Linked DNA regions of Homo sapiens: region 2 is linked to region 1. The links are chromatin contacts, found by Hi-C in ENCODE. All regions are on one chromosome and are shown on one strand. The core of a region is the stretch at or near the end of the contact, and the rest is flanking DNA. Distances in the headings are between cores, read along the strand shown. Region 1 holds the start of TRIM33 (tripartite motif containing 33). Region 2 holds the start of TTF2 (transcription termination factor 2).

What was found. A loop is a pair of places that touch in the nucleus more often than their neighbours do. Pooled maps may share reads with other maps.
Region 2: a pooled map shows a loop between it and region 1 (9-fold over the local background). The contact joins the promoter of TTF2 here to the promoter of TRIM33 in region 1. A Hi-C loop is called at or near these places in 6 of 50 pooled maps.

Annotation. Positions count from the first base shown.
Region 1 is chr1:114,508,193-114,514,329 of GRCh38, forward strand. TRIM33 (tripartite motif containing 33) reads right to left here and starts at 3,011. Exons shown (of 20, transcript NM_015906.4): 1 at 2,359-3,011. The coding sequence starts at 2,884. LOC124904348 (a long non-coding RNA gene) reads left to right here and starts at 3,146. Exons shown (of 2, transcript XR_007066452.1): 1 at 3,146-3,733. RefSeq lists silencers at 2,548-2,847, 2,878-2,987 and enhancers at 3,178-3,347, 4,208-4,970.
Region 2 is chr1:117,058,625-117,064,574 of GRCh38, forward strand. It overlaps TTF2 (transcription termination factor 2), which reads left to right and starts at 1,702. Exons shown (of 23, transcript NM_003594.4): 1 at 1,702-1,750; 2 at 1,831-1,933; 3 at 3,763-3,849. The coding sequence starts at 1,723. CD101-AS1 (CD101 antisense RNA 1) reads right to left here and starts at 866. Exons shown (of 4, transcript NR_110786.1): 1 at 749-866. RefSeq lists a silencer at 773-822 and an enhancer at 1,243-1,402.

The DNA.
Region 1 (6,137 bases), core at 1,761-4,260:
TACTTAAGATTGACAGCATTTGGTTAGTCCCTTCCACTTACTCCCCCTCCTTCAAAAAGAAAGGATAAAGAAATGAAGAGGGGATTTACATATTATTCTCTCTCCTTCATAAATTTCAGAGAGCCAATTTCATAACCTCAGTCCCTCAGCCACATCAGTCAAACACAATCTGTATTTCTGGGTTCCCTCTAAATCTCTTACCTAACCCAGGTTCCCACAAGAACACTGAATCCTATGTGTCTTACTATGGTCATGGGTGCACAGACCACCAGCAGTTATTCTCTGAACACCTACTAACAATTAGTAGCTTCTCCAACAACCAAAGCCTTACTCTTAACATTCTTACCTACATGTACCAATAATGCTAGAAACCCAAAACATCCCAATCTGAAAACATTTTATCCTCCCTACACCCCAGCCCTCACCCTCACCCCAGCCCTGCTTCAGTGTCTGAATATGTATTAATAGCATTGCCATCCACCAAACAAAAAATGTGGAATTCTACGTTTGTCTCCCTCACACCAATCTCAATACACTCCCCCCATCCCTCCATTCCCATAGCCACTATTAGTTACTACTATTAATATACTAGCTACCATTTCATTAGTAACTACCACGTACTAATCACTTTACACATTTTATCTTACTTCATTCTCTCAATAACCCTATGAGGTTATATACTTTTTTCCCATTTCACAAATGAGAAAACTGAAGCTAAGAAAAGGTCATCTGCCCAAGTCGTAAGTAGGAGATGGCAAAGTAGATTTCCAAACCCTACCGTTCCCCCAAACCAAAATGCTTCATTCTGTAATACCTGATATATCATTCCTTTACTACCCATTCCAAATGTTGATTTCTTTCCTAGATAACCGCCAGGATTCTCCTAACTGGTCTCCTTGTCTCCAGCCTTGCCTTCCCTCATCCCTCAAGTGCCCTAAGTGATCTTTCTGGATCAGAAATCTGATCCTTTTATCCTCTTGATATGAAAGCCCTCCAGGAACATCCTTCAGTCCACAATGTCGAGGATACACTCTACAGGATGAATTCCAAGCCCTTTAGTGCAGCTCCACAATCGCTTACCTACAGTCCCGAAATTCAAAAGCTTTGAAATTTTAATTTTTTTCATTGGTTTGCAACAGAACCCACTGTGAATGCTGGGAGGTTATTTATCGTCTATCCCATTAGCGTGACATTCACGTGTTTCAATGTAGAAACATTAACGTGTTTGATAGAGTTAACTCAGACCCTGATAAAAGTCTCACATAACAGACCTTGCCAGAAAAAAGAAAAATCCCAAAATATTCTGAAGTCCTTACACCTGGATCCCAAGAGTTTAAGAGACTGTGAAACCTTTATCTTTTCAGCCCATCAATCCAATCTAATTTCCACCAATCACCCTACACAGTCTTTAGTTCCAGGGATGTAGAAGGGTGTCCTGTGCCCTGAATACCCTCCAACCCAGTGAGGTACTCATTCTTCAAGAAACCTGTTCATGGATTTCCTTTCCTGTGAAATTTCCCTGACCTTTCCTCTATTGTGCCACAACCATTGTACTGAGGACTCACCTCCACTGCTGCAAGTTATATGTTTCTCCTGTTAGACTGTGAATGAAGTCTTCATTGAGTACTTTATTCAATCCTAGCACAGTGCCCCAACACTAGGGGCTCATTAACGGCCAATTAGCTAAAACAAATTCATGCCCAGCTTTCCCTAACTCTCAATTTCCTTCAAAGTTCATTTCTCCTTCATCCCCAAACCTTAGGATTTTCCCTAACCATGCAGTCCACTTTCCGAGTTTCTCTTTCCCCATGTCATCTTACAATTTTCTTCCAGGCGCCTTCTCTGGACCCCTTGCTCTCCAACATATTCTCTCCACCTCCATTTAATCCATAGTCCTCCTCTCTCCTATCTGTGAACACGCCAAGTCCCCTCCCTCCAAAGCAATCCATCTTCACTGCCCTTACCTCTTACCTACTCCCTCAACACCTCGCTGGCCCGGGCCCTTTCAGCCAAAACGCTTCCTCACAACGTGTTTCCCAAATCCCCCTTCTCTCACTGTACGGGTCTGCCAGCTCCAGAACCAGCGCTCGGCCGGGTTCCGCACATCACAAACCCTCCCTCGGAGCCAGTGTCCCCTCCCCCAGCCTCTCGCAGCCGGCACCCCTCCCTTCATGCTCCCCTTATCTCTTGCGGTCCAGCTTCTCTGGAAAGTGTCCCAGGGGCGAGTCTTTCACCTTAGAGACCCCTCGGGATGGCGCCCGTCCGAGCAGCCCCAGGCCCCAGCACCTCCGTCCCCAGCTCCTCTAGGGTTGCGCAAATCCCTTGCGGCCCAGATGCCAGGCAGGGCCTCCGGCTCACCTTGCTGGATGTCGCCGTTGCTGCCCCCCGGGATGGGCACGCTGAGCTGGCGCTCCGGCTCGGGCAGGCAGCGCAGGCAGAAGGAGTGAAGACAGGGCAGCAGCTTGGGCTCCGCCTCACGCCGGCTCTGCAAGCTCTGCTGACACACGGCGCAGGTGTCCAGGAGCGAGGCTGGCGGTCCAGGAGGCGGCCCTGCCGAGGGACCCGGAGCGGGAGCCGAGGCTGGAGCTGGAGCCGGCGTCGATACTGCGCCCCCGGCAACTCCAGTGCCCACTGAGGCCGCAGGAGATGAAGCAGCCTGGGCCGAGCCCGAGGAGGCCGCGGCCACCCCCCCGTCGTCGGGCCCGGCCGCGCCGCCCTCAGCGCCGGCCCTGCCGCCTTCCTCCTCCTCCTCCTCCACCAGCACCGCGGTGAGAGGCGGCTCCGCCTCCTGCGCGGCGGGCCCGGCGGCCCCGGCAGTTACCGGCGCGCTGCCGCTGCCCCCGCCGCCGCTCTCAGCCTCGCCGCCGCCTTTGTTTTCCGCCATGTTTTCCTCTTTGAACCCGCCGGACCGCCCCGCGCCGCCCGCCGCCCGCGTCGCCGCCGCCGCCGCCCCCAGCCCCAGCCGCAGCCGCAGCAAGAGCGGCAGCCGAGAGCTAGCGAGAGAGCGAACCAACGAGAGCGCGCGCGCACGCGGCGCCCCCGCCCTCGCGTCGCGCGTTTGAAGGAGGGCGGTTGCGGCACGCGCACGTACGCACGGACGTCCTCCCGAGGGAGGCGGGAACTCGGTTCGCGGGCGCGGAGCGGTCCCGGACCCTCGAAGCCAGTTCCTTGCGTCAGTGCCGCGGCTCTTTAACCCGAAGGGAGATTTTTTTTTTAAAGCCAGAGGCCGTTGACGCTGGGTAGCCTTTGGCTGGGGTTGGTTATGAACTCCGACACAGCGGTGGTGCATACGGAAGGGTGGTAGCCGGGACGGTTCCGGTCCCTGCGAGCGTGTCCCGGGCGTCTCCGCGGAAGTTTCACCTGCCGCGCCGCTCGATCGCCGGGACCTCCTGGGTCTCTGCTGTGCGTAGACCAGCCGCGTTCCTTTGGGTGGCCGTGGAGCACTAAAGCGGGGCTTATTGTTTGTTTGGTTTTGGTTTTTTTTTTTGTTTTTTTTTTGCTTTTTGTTTTTGAACTGAGGATCTATCAGAAATAGGCTGAAAAGACCGAGTGAGGAAGAAACTCTTTAACAGCTATTTTTGGCATCTTAAGGTGATTCTCAGGAGTTGCTACGTATCAGAATCAACGGAGGAGTTTTTCAAAGCAGAGATGCCAGGGCCAGTCCCCAGACCTGAATCAGGAAGTGAGGGAGAGAGCCGACGGAGGGGGAAAAGTCCCTTCAGCTGATTCTTATGTATGTCAGTTTGGAGAGCCACGGATATAACCAATACTGCGTCCTTCTGAGGTCCCACTTTAAGTGTCCTGGGTTGAGCTGGGTGACAAATGCCCTTACAACAATGGTAGTAGAAGCTTTCAGGCCAAGCGCAGTGGCTCACGCCTGTAATCCCAGCACTTTGGGAGGCCGAGGCGGGCAGATCACTTGAGGTCAGGTCAGGAGTTCGTGGGCAGCCTGGCCAATATGGTGAAACCCCGTCTCTACTAAAAATATAAAAATTAGCCGGGTGTAATGGCGTGCGCCTGTAATCCGAGCTACTCAGGAGGCTGAGGCAGGAGAATGGCTTGAACCCGGCAGGAGGCGGAGGCTGCAGTGAGCCGAGATAGCGCCACTACACTCCAGCCTGGGCGACAGAGCGAAACTCCGTCTCAAAAAAAAAAGAAAAGCTTTCAGAAAGTTGCCTTTTTATTTGAAAAAAAAAAAAAGGTATTTGGAGGATTTTATGTAGTGCAACAACTGTTTTAGTGTTAAGATCATGAAATGCTTTGGTCTCCTGTTAGTGTTCCCAAGAAAGGTGCTGTAAGTCCTTAAACCACGTGAAAACTTTTTTTTTTTTTGAGACCTCCTCGTTCTGTCGCCCTGGCTGGAGTGCAGTGGCGTCATCACATTTCATTGCAGCCTCGACTTCCCAGGCTCAAGCCGTGCTCCTCGCAATTACCTGGGACCGTAGATGCACGCCACCATGACTTAGCTGATCTTTTTTTTCCCTTTGCCTCGAAGAGGCTGGGGTCTCACCATGTTGCCCAGGCTGAAACTCCTGGGCCCGAGCGATTGGCCCGCCTCAGCCGCTGGAAATGCTAGCATTACAGGCATGAGCCACTGCGCCCAGCCTCCTGAAAACTTTTTAAAATTTATTCAAAAATGTTTCCTGACCTCTTTATTGTCATAGTGTTTTAGAGATACACTGGGATTACAAAACAGAGGAGCTCCCTGCATTCAAGGGGTTTACAATCTAATAGAGAAAAAGATTGAGAATAGATACATGCCAGGGAGTGGTAAGTGCTGTGAAGAAAAGAATAAGTGGGGTAAAAGGGGTTAGAGGTGATTGAAGAAGGCCCCTGTTGATCAGATGAAGGAACCTGTCTTGGAGAAGAGCAGGAGAGGAACACATAACAAGTGCAAAGGGCCTGAGGGAAACGGATTCTTGGCTTGTTAGAGGAGGAGTCAGTGTGGCTGGAGTGGCTTGAACAAGGGAGAGAATAGTAGGACATGAGATAAGAGAGTTATTAAGGGAGCCAGGTCATGTACAGAAATGGTCTTCAATTTTTTTTTTAACTTTTGTGCCCTTTGAAAGAATTTTGGAAGGCTGTTTTCTTTCCTCAAACATTGTAAGTTGACTAAATTTTTTCAGAAGTTTAAATAGTTGCAGAGTTTAATTTGTGACATTCTGTAATACTGACATTTAAAAATTATTTTTAATCTAATAGGGAAGTAAACACTAAAGTGGCTTAATACTATCCATTTTTTAAAGTATATTAAAATGTTATATTTTTTAAACATGGAAAAGTATTGGGAATGTTTTAATGATATGGCTGGGAGTCTTCCCCCTTCCCCTAATTATTTCGAGTAGGCATGAATGCATATAACATTGCTAGAATGAGATAAGGTCCTGTATCAACTCCATTTTTCATTGCCACAGTCTTTACTGCATTAAAAACTATATATGTATACATGTATGTATCTACACACTCACATATATGATGGAGTAATTCCCTTAAAACTACCCTTACTTTTTTATGTACCCCTTGGAAAATTTTCCTTCACTGAAGTACCCCAGGAGTACTCATACCCTAGCCTTAGGACCACTGAGTCAGATAGGAAGGCTTGGATGGGTTTTGAGCAAAGACTCAAAGCAGAATTGTGAAAAGAGTCACTGTGGCTGCTTCCTAGAGGAATCACCTGTAAATGGTCAGTGGAATAAGGAAGACCAGTTAAGGGGCTAATAGGGTAATAACTCGGTTGGTTGGATCAGGTTAGAATCTGTAAAGGTGGTGAAAAATATGGAGTATAAATCATAAACACTTCTTCTCAAATTCACTTCAAAAAAATAAGCTAATGAACTGAATTTCTCAACCAAAAGTTTTGCTTCCATGAGTTTTCTTAACCTTTTGATGCCTGCTACATTTGCCTTTATTAAAATCTAGAATAAAAGTGTTGTTTTTGAAAACTATATAATTTGTATAGGATGGAAACAGCCCCCATGAAGTTCACTGTGTGCTCTGAGAAGGCAGTGCCTGGAGTATAACTCATGAAATATTTAGGATCATTGAAACAGACCCAGTTACATCCTTGATTTTCTGTGGGAGCCCAGAAATCTTGCAGGAGAAACTATGAAATAAGTCCACAGATGAGGCTGAGATAC
Region 2 (5,950 bases), core at 452-2,951, 2.5 Mb after region 1:
TCTTGGAATAATGAAAATGCTTCTACCTATTTGTTGTTCCTGTCTTATCTCTAAGTTCATCTAAGTTTCGGAAGGGTAGTTATGTATAAAGGAACTTCACTTTGGAAATTCCATTTTTCTCTAGTCCTAGAGAGTTACTGCTAACTCCATTCATTTTGACATTTAAATACTATTTTATATTGTTATTTAAGTGTTCAACATGTACTAGTTCAGTCTCCTCAAAATACTGAGTAAGTTCCTTGTGCTTAGAATAGTTGTTTCAAACTTTGTGTGTGTGAATGAATGAATTTTACATTTCTCAAGCACCTAGTCCACAACGGGCACAAAAAAGCTATTTAGTAAGTACTGTTTAATTAATAAATGATACCTCAGGTTTGTCTCCCTTCCTCCGGATCCCCATAACATGTACATTTATCACATCGCCCAGATTTCCTAGACATTACAGATTTTCTGTTCTACGGCCCCCATAAGAACAGTGCAGGTGCCACACCATATGTCTGGGACATATGGTCCTCAATAGCTGCAATATGAAACTATTTCTATTGCAATAAATCTAATATCTATTCCTCTCTGTTTACTAATAGTTTTGATTACAACTTCAAATTTTAAAAATCGAGGATGAAGTTAAATAGAAGGGAACTGTCCCCTTTCTTCTATTTAACCTCGTCTTCGATTTTTAAAATTACAAAAGCATAATAGTAAAAAAAAGTTTGACAATACAAAATGATAAAGTAAAATTCGCCTTCACCAAAAGTCATCTATTTCCCCTTCTGTGGTTTCCACGTTGCGGCTGGTAACTCGGGGCTTCCACGCTGGGCGAGCCTAGAGAACATCCAGTACACACAGGAAGCAGCAGCGCGGGCCAAATGGCGCTGAGACCTGCGCACCTGTCCACGGACCGCCCACTCGCCAACTCTGACCTTGGGTGAGTCTCTCAAACTTGAGTCTCGGAATCTTCCACAAAATGCTACCCATCTCACCAGGTCGAGTGAGGAGGGTCGTGTTATGTGTAAGCACTTTGTGAAATCTAAAGCACGAGGCAAACGTAAAGCATTGTAGGGGGTCCTAGAGAAGTCTTTGTGCCTGCCTATCAGAGCCGTTTCAGTTCCCCGCAGCAGCTTCCAAGGACCTCCCACCATGCCCGCCGCTTCGGCTCCTGCACTGCAAATCTCGCGGCTCGGCCTGCAGCGGCGGCTTCCCCTGGCCTCCCACCCCAGCGACTGAGCGCGGAGCCCAGCGCGCACGAGCGCCAGCCTGGCTCAGAGACACCCACGAAGCCAGGGCCTTTCAGCGCCTGCTAACTGGCGCTACCCCTAGGGCCGCCTCTCGGTTTTAAACGTAAACAAGAGTTGCCCTTCCGTCTTCCAAGACCTGCAAATCGAAGCTTCTTTTCCTCCAGAAGCCCCGCCACCTTCTAAGCTTCTCCCCAGCCTCAGCCACGCCCCAGCCTGCAAAAGCCGGGTCCTTTACGCCCCCTGGCTCCGTATTTGATTTCGGCGCGCGCCATACCTGAGGGCAGCTGTGATTGGTTGGAGGTGAGCGAAGTTCCTATATGATTGGCTGATAGCGGCTAGGACGGGTGAAGGCCAAGGGCGGAGAATTATGGGAGGGATTAAGACTGCAAGAGCTGAGTGATGGTTGGTTCCTGAACAAAGAGGGCGGAGTAAAAGGCGGAAGCAGAATTGGGGGCGGGGCTTTGTGGAACTTGGGGGACCCAGCGAAATGGAAGAAGTTAGGTGTCCAGAGCACGGTAAGGGGCTAGGGTCTCAGCGTCCCGGGGCCTGTTGATTTAGCGTGGCGTAATCGTTGTTCACTTTCTTCTCTCTTCAGGGACTTTCTGCTTTCTTAAGACCGGCGTCCGCGATGGCCCGAATAAAGGAAAGAGCTTCTACGTGTGCCGGGCAGACACGTGCAGCTTCGTGCGGGCCACCGAGTAGGTCTGGAGCTGGGCCCCACTCCCTGTGGCTGCCCGGGGCCTCCCGAGAGGAGCTTCCCGCTCCCCGCTGTCGGGCGTCACAGGGCCGAGGAGTGGTGGGGCCCTAGTTTGCGGTGTCAGGACCCTTTAAGCAATTGGTGATCCCAGGGCAGCGTGGCGTGTTCGGAAGACGCCCAGCTAATTCTGGCTGTGTGACCCGAGGCTGGTTACCCCCCTCTCTGGGCCGATGGTTCCCCTACCTGTAAAATTGAGGATCCGGTGTTTTCCAGCTCTGGGTTTCTATTCACTTGACAGGCCTTAACCACTCCCTTCTCCTGCCCAGACAGTCCCTCCCCCTTTAAAGGAGTAAGGACACACAGCAGACATAGTGGAAAATAATTTGTCCCTGTTTTGCACTAGTTTTAGGCCCGACGGTTTTTTTTAAATGTTTGAGCTTAAAACACTCTAGTGATTAGTTGTTAGCCTTCTTATTTTTAAGTAGGATTCTCTGCATCTAAATGGTGAAATTGATAATTCAAAGAAATTAGCGCTGGAAGAAACAACGGAGGGCCTGGCGCGGTGTGTGACGCCTGTAATCCCAGCACTTTGGGAGGCGAAGGCGAGCGAATCGCTTGAGCCCAGGGGTTCGAAACCAGCCTGGGCAACATGGTGAAATCCCGTCTCTACGAAAAATTAAAAAAAATTGTCTAGGCATGGTATCACACGCCTGTAGTCCCAGCTACTCGTGAGGCTGAGGTGGGAGGAGAGAGTCAGAAATGTTAAGCATCTTCTCTAAAGTGAGGAAAGTTAATAGTTTGTCAAGTGTTAATGTTTTCACAGTACCAAGTGTCTACATTTTCTATGTGAATTTTAAAACTATCATCACATCATTAAACATCTCCTGCTCTCTATTCAGCAAAACTTGGTAGAGAAAAGTTATTTTTCTCCGTGTCAGATGTAGAGTACATAATGGATATCAGTATTAGAAAAGTGCCCTTTCAACATGTATACTAACTTCCCATGTTTCTGTTTCATGAGTTAGATGATTTACACTGAGCCTCTCAGATATAGTACCCAGGTCAAGTTTTGTGAGATAGAAGCATTTTTACCTTTGCAGGAATTCAACATTAATGGTGGCATAAGATTTGGTTTTACATTAAGAGAAACACTCTTATTTAGGATCCCATCTACACAAATGCTTTGCTATACAAACTAGCACAGTGGTATTTGAAGACAATTATTTGATAAACTTGATTTATTTGGACTATATCTGATAACCAATATACAGGCCAAAAAAAGTGCCACAGGTTTAGGAGAGTACTTTAAACCTTCACTCAAACCTGTTTACTCTCAAATGTTATATATATTTAAATTTTTTCATAATAAGTTGGAAGGGAGTGATTAAAAACTTACACAAAACAAGAAGCATATAGGGCGTATTGTTAGAGGTAGGCGTGTGAATAACACTAAGTGACAGCTCTCAGCTTGTTAGAGGGAAAGGATGAAGGGAAGAGCCTGGGGAAAATTCATACAGGGCCTCACAGCCAGCCCTAATTATGTCATTCGTAGGGGGATCCCAGTGTAGAGATTACACAGTGCAGTGTGGTTTTAAACTTTTGAGTCATCAAGAAACAGTTATGCTTTATTTGAGAAAGTGGGTAAAGATGAAAGCTAGGGACTTCTTCCCCAAAGGAATGCCCATAGCTGTGATAATGTGTGGGAATTACAAACCCAGTAGAGGTTATACATAGATTCTTGGTGTAAAAACCCATAGTTTTGATTTGACTTTAGGATATTGATCTCTGTTCCTGACCTAAAAATGTTTTCAACTTTTTTCTTTTCTCTAGCATTCCTGTTTCCCATTGCTTATTGCATGAGGACTTTGTGGTAGAGCTTCAGGGTTTGCTTCTGCCACAGGACAAGAAAGAATACAGGTAAGGGTCCAAAAGGAACATCTAAGTGTATTTGCTTTTTTTTTTTTTTCTCCCTGAAAGAGTTGTAGCCAGGTATGTATTAGGATTGTTCTTTAAAAGTCATTTTAAAAAACAAAATTTGTATATGTATTAAGTGTCTTTTGGCTGTCACTACCTAAATACCAAGCAGCTAGTTAATCTGAGAAGTCTGATTTCTAGTAATTTTCACGTAAATGGCTCCACAATCATCCCTCTCCAACTGTCAGGTAGCCTATAATGACAGCTGACCATTGGCCACTAACTTGCCCTTAACTTGTCAATCTTCTAATTCTGGTAATAGAACAAGGTAGTGAGTAAAAATGGCTAAACATATTTAGTCCTCAATAAATGTTAGTTTCTTTTCCTTTATATGGGAATTTGGGAAGGGCAGAGAAGTCTATAGAGCTGGGAGATATTTGTCACGAGTATTCAAAGATAAAGTAGGAATTCCCTAAGTGTTAGAGAGAGGTCATATTTAATGGACTAATATATTGCATTAGAGTACTAAGGCATGAATTAACATGGCATTTTCAGGGAAAATTTGATTTGTTAATAGTTTAACATATCTTTAAACAGAGACTTTAGGCGATAAGGCTGGCCAGGAAGGTAGGGGTCAGGATGTGATAGATGGTCTTTGTGTGATATTCTATGCACTTCATAATTTATATATTCTAGATCCCCCCACCCAATTAAAGGCATTTGAGTACCACCTACAATTTTTATATACCTGAGTACTGTTCATACTTCTATTTTTCTTAATTTAGTTATATGTATAGTAAGATACACAAGTCTTAAGATTTCAACCAGTTGAGTTTTGAGAATGCATGTACCTGCTCATAAAACCAAGATCCGAGTCAAAATATTACCCCAATAAGTGCCATCAGTCCCCTTCAAGTTAATTTCACCCCTCCCATCTCCACCCCTGTCAGCAATCACTGTTCTGATTTTTATCTCTTTAGATGTGTTTTGATTGTTCTTGAACGTTATATAAATGAAATCCTACTGCATGTACTCTTCTGTGTCTGACTTCTTTTACTTAACAGTATGTGAAATGTATATAATATGTATCAGTAATTCATTCATTTTTATTGTGGAGTTGAATTTCATTTATAAATGCACCACTTTGTTTGGTGTGCCTATTTGCCATCAGAAAATCTCGACGTTATCTGTTTAAATATTTTATCCTTTTTTTTGCATTGAAATTTTTATCAAGTAGTTTTAGATTCACATACAGTTGTAAGGAATAATACAGAGTTATCCCCTGTAGACTTTATCCAGTTTCCCCCAATGGTAACGTTTGCAAGGCTTAGAAATATATCACAAACAGGATATTAATATTGGTACAACCCACCAGTTTTATTGGTAAAGGTAGTTTTACTTGAACTAATTTATGTGTGTGTGTATATTCTATACAATTTTATCCTGTCGAGTCATGTATCTACCACTACAGTCAAGGTACTGAAGAGTTCCATCACAGGATCTCTCTGTTGCCCTTTCTATAACCATACCCCCTTCCCTCCCTTCTGCCCTCTTCACTCCGGCAATCAGGAATTTGCTTTTCATTTCTAAAATTTTGTCATTGCACAATTGTTACATAAGTGGAATCATAAAGTATAACTTTGGAGATCTTTGCCTGTTTTAAAATTTTTGTCTTTTTTTAAAACTGAGTTGGTAGAGTTCTTTGTAAATTCTCTATACAAGTTAGGCCAGGCATGGTGGCTCATGCCTGTAATCCCAGCACTTTGGGAGGCTGAAGTGGGCAGATCACTTGAGATTAGGAGTTTGAGACCAGCCTGGCCAACCAACATGGTGAAACCCCATCTCTACTAAATAAAAAAAAGTGAAAAAACAAAAAAAAATTAGCTGGGCCTGGTGGCACACTCCTGAAGTCTCAGCTACTCGGGAGGCTCATCATTTTTGTATGGTTTGTGCTTTTTGTCTGATCTCCAAGAAATCTTTGCCTACCCCAATATCACAAATATTTCCAAGAATTGTCTAGAAGCTTTATAGTTTTATTTTTGTTTGTTTGTTTGTTTGTTTTTGAGAGAGAGAGTTTCACTCTGTCTTCCAGGCTGGAGTGCCG